2 separate regions of the Homo sapiens genome follow, and region 1 is linked to region 2. Evidence: read pairs that join two places in POLR2A ChIA-PET (ENCODE). Cell type or tissue: HepG2. All regions are shown on one strand.

The links. Peaks named below come from ENCODE experiments on the same cell type or tissue, not always from the same donor. Only the 100,000 strongest peaks of a DNase experiment are listed, where the experiment ranks them.
Region 1: POLR2A ChIA-PET joins it to region 2 with 5 read pairs; 2 of 35 experiments call an interaction of 5 or more read pairs at or near these places.

The regions. Positions count from the first base shown.
Region 1 is chr12:122,627,516-122,630,015 of GRCh38, forward strand. No RefSeq gene overlaps it. Among named protein-coding and RNA genes, the nearest start is that of MIR9902-1, 67 kb to the right of the region's middle. In HepG2, no CTCF peak of the experiment used is centred here; no DNase peak of the experiment used is centred here.
Region 2 is chr12:122,395,463-122,397,962 of GRCh38, forward strand. The region is part of intron 1 of CLIP1 (CAP-Gly domain containing linker protein 1); the gene reads right to left. It overlaps CLIP1-AS1 (CLIP1 antisense RNA 1), which reads left to right and starts at 80. Exons shown (of 3, transcript NR_045382.1): 1 at 80-203; 2 at 1,121-1,243. In HepG2, no CTCF peak of the experiment used is centred here; no DNase peak of the experiment used is centred here.

The DNA of each region.
Region 1 (2,500 bases), 230 kb after region 2:
CTTTCCTGATTTTTAAATTTTTTTGTAGAGATAAGGTCTTGCTTTCTTGCCCAGGCTGGTCTTGAACTCTAGGCCTCAAGTAATCCTCCCACCTTGGCCTCCCTAAGTACTGGTATGACAGGCATGAGCCACCTTGCTTGGCCCAATTTCTCACCATCTTAATTCCCTCAAACTGAGGACAGTAAAAGTATCTACCTTCTAGTGGCAGGAGGTTTGAATCAGTTCGTATAAAGCATCTAGGCCAGGCACGGTGGCTCACGCCTATAATCCCAGCACTTTGGGAGACCATGGTGGGCAGATCATGAGGTCTGGAGATCGAGACCATCCTGGCTAACATGGTGAAACCCCATCTCTCCTAAAAATACAAAAAATTAGCCAGGCGTGGTGATGCATGCCTGTAATCCCAGCTTCTCAGGGGGCTGAGGTGGGAGAATCACTTGAACCCAGCAGGCAGAGGTTGCAGTGAGCAGAGATCATGCCACTGCACTCCAGCCTGGATGATAGGGCAAGGGCAAGACTCTGTCTAAAAAGAAAAAAAAAAAAAAAATGCGTCTAGCACAGTACCCGAGTGCCAAAAATGCTAGTTATTACGAGTATATAGGCTTCTATTTAGCTAATTGCAAGTTTTTAAATTGCAGTTTCAATAATAAAATTATTTTACACTTTGAAGGTGTTATACTGTTTCTCCACAATAATTAGTTTAAAAATGCAAGTTACTTAATTTGCAATGATATTTTAATGACGTTTGACCTATATTTAAAACATTGTCCAATAACTATTTACATAGGTCTTAGACAGACTTCTAAAGATCATATCATAACAAATAAGAATAGTTGGGCTGGCCGGGCATGGTGGCTCACTCCTGTAATCCCAGCACTTTGGGAGGCTGAGGCAGGTGGATCACCTGAGGTCAGGAGTTCGAGACCAGCCTGGCCAACATGGTGAAACCCCGTCTCTACTAAAAGTACAAAAAATAGCCAGGTGTGGTGGCAGGCACCTGTAATCCCAGCTACTTGGGAGGCTGAGGCAGGAGAATTGCTTGAACCCAGGAGGTGGATGCTTCAGTGAGCCAAGATCAAGCCACTATACTCCAGCCTGGGCAACAGAGTGAGACTCCATCTCAAAAAAAAAAAAAAAATAGCTGGGCTGGGCATGGTGGCTCATACCTGTAATCCCAGCACTTAGGGAGGACTAAGTTAGCGGATTGCTTAAGCCCAGGAGTTCGAGACCAGACTGGGCAACATAGTGAAACCTTGTCTCTACTAAAAACTAAAAAACAACAACAAAAAAATTGACCTGGCATGGTGGTGTGCGCCTGAAGTCACAGCTACTTGGGAGGCTGAAGTGGGAGGATGGCTTGAGGCCAGGAGGCAGAGATTGCAGTGAGCCAAGATTGTGCCACTGCACTCCAGCCTGGGTGACAGTGAACCCCTGTCTCAAAATAAAAATAATAATACAAATAAATACACCATAGAAAAAAATACAAAGGGCTTTTTTCCTCCCCACTAGAGATGGAGTCTTGCTCTATCACCCAGGCTGGAGTGCAGTGAAGCAATCATAGCTCACTGCAGCCTCAAACTCCTGAGCTCAAGCAATCCTGTTGCCTCAGCCTCTTGAGTAGCTGGGACCATACAGGTGCATGTCACCACACTCAGCCAATTTTTTTTTTTTTTTTTGTAGAGCTAGGACCTTGGTATGCTGCCCAGGCTGGTCTCAAACTCCTGGCCTCAGGCAATCTTCCTGAGTTGCTGGGATTAGAGATGTGAACCACTGTGCATGGCCCAAAGGGCTTTGGAACATGTGAAAAGAAAACCTCCCTAATGCTAATAAAAATGCAAATTAAAACTACCTTAGATTCCATTTTTTACTTGCCAGAATGGCAAAAATTAAAGTTTGATAACTGGACAAAATTATCAGAAAATTTATTCTCATATCTTGGTGGAAATTTAAATTTGTATAAGTTCTTTGGAGGACAATTTGACAATCTCTTCAAAATTACAAATATGCATACCTTTTGACCCAACTATTCCACTTCTAGGAACACACACTTGTAAGTTACTCACTATGCCATTATTCTCGGAGGAAACGTTTGGAAACAACCAAAGTACTCATCAGGAGGGGAATGTAGGCCTGGCATGATGGCTCACACCTGTTACCATAGGACTTTGGGAGGCCAAGGTGGAAGGATCACTTGAGGCCAGGAGTTTGAAACCAGTCTGGACAACATAGTAAGACCTCATCTCTACAAAGAAAAAAATTTTTTTAAAGAAGGGAATGGGCTAACTGCATGTGGCCATATACAGAATGAGGAAGTACTCAGTCCTTCTATACAAGTTTCTGGACAGACTGGCATCCTTTATTAGCCCCCCTAAAATGTGTTGGAAGACAAAATTTAGATAATGGAAGTACCTGCCTTGATTGATTGACTTAATGTAGACGGAGTCTCACTATGTTGCCCAAGCTGGCCTTGAACTCCTGAGCTCAAGCAGTCCTCCCACCT
Region 2 (2,500 bases):
CCTGGCTATGAGGTCATGACAATGACCTCACAAACAGGAATTCTCATGTTAGTCGCCCTCTGGGCTGAAGCCTCACCACTTTAAAGGAATCTGGAGCTGATGACTCAAGAAATGTCCTTCCTCCTAAGAAATTATCCTCCCATCTGAGATTAGCAGCATCTAATCTCAGTTTTCTCCACTGCTGACCAGCATCAGCAACACAGGTAAGCAGAGACAAGCAAGTCCACCTAAATAGCTGAACACCAGTCATGTACGCATATCTGTATTACCTGCAAACTTCTGGTACGCAAGTTTTTATTTTGGTTCGGTTCCAAACACTTTTTCTTAGTATTCTTTACTGGAGGATTGGGCTACATTTAAGCATCCCCGCCAGGCGTGGTGGCTCACGCCTGTAATCGCAGTACTTTGGGAGGCCAAGGCAGGCTGATCATGAGGTCAAGAGATAGAGACAACCCTGGCCAACATGGTGAAACCCCGTCTCTACTAATACAAAAATTAGCTGGGCATGGTGGTGCGTGCGTGTAGTCCCAGCTACTTGGGAGACTGAGGCAGGAGAATCTCTTGAACCTGGGAGGTGGAGGTTGCAGTGAGCCGAGATCGTGCCACTGCACTCCTGCCTGGCGATAGAGCAAGACTCCATCTCAAAAAAAAAAAAAGAAAAAGGAAAGAAAAAAGAATCCTGATAACTGAGTAGAAAATAAATCATAAACTTAAAATGTTACCCTTGCCATCCTAATAAACTATTGAGTTCACCAGCCCCAATATTTACCCTGTTTACTAAGGAGAAGTGGAGATTAAGATGTCTAAGTCATTTTGAAAATGCCAGAAGAATAAAGCCTCGGGACAGCTCCGGAATAGCCCTGTGTATCTTTGTGAGGAAAAGGCAAAATGGCCAGGCTGTTGTTTCCTCCCTCTTAAGAGTTTTGAAGTTTGCAAGCCAGCACAGAGTAAGAATTAGTGACATTTTATTATTTCTAAGTGCTTAAAAATTCTGAAATTGAAGGGAACTGTAACAGGGACTCAGAACAATTATCTCAATGGAATCACTGGTAATTTTTATCTGTGTTTTCTTGGGTCTATAGAAATTTTATTTAATGAACAGGTATAATTAATTTCACAGGCAGAAAAAAAATTCTTTTGAGCCACAGTAAAACGGCTTCAACCGAAAGAGTGAAGAAACAGACTCTACTGAGCTGCTTTCTCCACAGAAACAAGAGTGCAGTACAGCCAAGCCAGGATGGAAGTGAATACATATGGAGAGGGGGAGAGGGTGGCTAGCTGTTCACCAAGACTTTTTTGTTGTTGTTTATTTTTTTTTTTTTGAGGCAGAGTCTTGCCCTGTTGCCCAGGTTGAACTGCAGTGATGCACTCATGGCTCATGGCAGCCTTGACCTCCCAGACTCCAGCCATCCTTCCACCTCAGCCTCCCAAGTAGCTGGGACTACAGGCAGACACCACCACACCCGGCAAATTTTTTTTTTTTTTTTTTTTTTTTTTGTAGAGATGGGGTTTTACCATGTTGCCTAGGCTGGTCTTGAACTCCTGGGTGCAAGCGATCCACCAACCTTGGCCTCCCAAAGTGCTGGGATTACAGGCGTAAGCCACCGTGCCTGGCCTCTTTTTCTTCCTGGATTCACACCATATTTCCCAGCTCCCGCTACAGTTCAGTATGATCACGTGACTGAGTTCTAGCCAGTGGAATAAGTGTGTGAGGCATGTGCCACTCTAGGCCTAGCCCAGAGGAACCTACTGTGTACAATCCCCCATGCTCTTTGCCCTTCTGATGGCTTGATGGAGACAAGCCCAGCAACCTCGAAAGCATGTACTGAAGACAACAGAATCAAAAGATGGAAGAGTTCAGGCGTGTGGCTCATGCCTGTAATCCCAGCACTTTGGGAGACCAAAGTGGGTGGATCATCTGAGGTCAGGAGTTTGAGACCAGCCTGGGCAACATGGCAAAAACCTCTCTCTACAAAAAAATACAAAAATTAGCCGGGCATAGTGGTGCACGCCTGTAATCTCAGAGGTTGCAGTGAGCCAAGATCACACCACTGCCCTCCAGTCTGGGCGACAGAGCCAGACTCCATCTCCAAAAAAAAAAAAAAAAAAAAAAAAAAGGAAGAAAGAAGTCTAGACACCTGAATCACCTCTCCCCATTTTCCCATCAGTAAATATGTATCCTAAACTTTTCCAAAACTGAAAATCAACTTATCGGCCACGCATGGTGGCTCACACCTATAATCCCAGCACTTTGGGAGGCAGTCCGATCACAAGGTCAGGAGTTCGAGACCAGCCTGGCCAACATGGTGAAACCCCATCTTTACTAAAAAAAAAATATAAAAATTAGTCGAGAGTGGAGGCGCATGCCTGTAATCCCAGCTACTCAGTAGGCTGAGGCAGGATAATCGCTTGAAGCCAGGAGGCAGAGGTTGCAGTGAGCCAAGATTGTGCCACTGCACTCCAGCCTGGGCAACAGAGTGAGACGCCGTCTCAAAAAAAA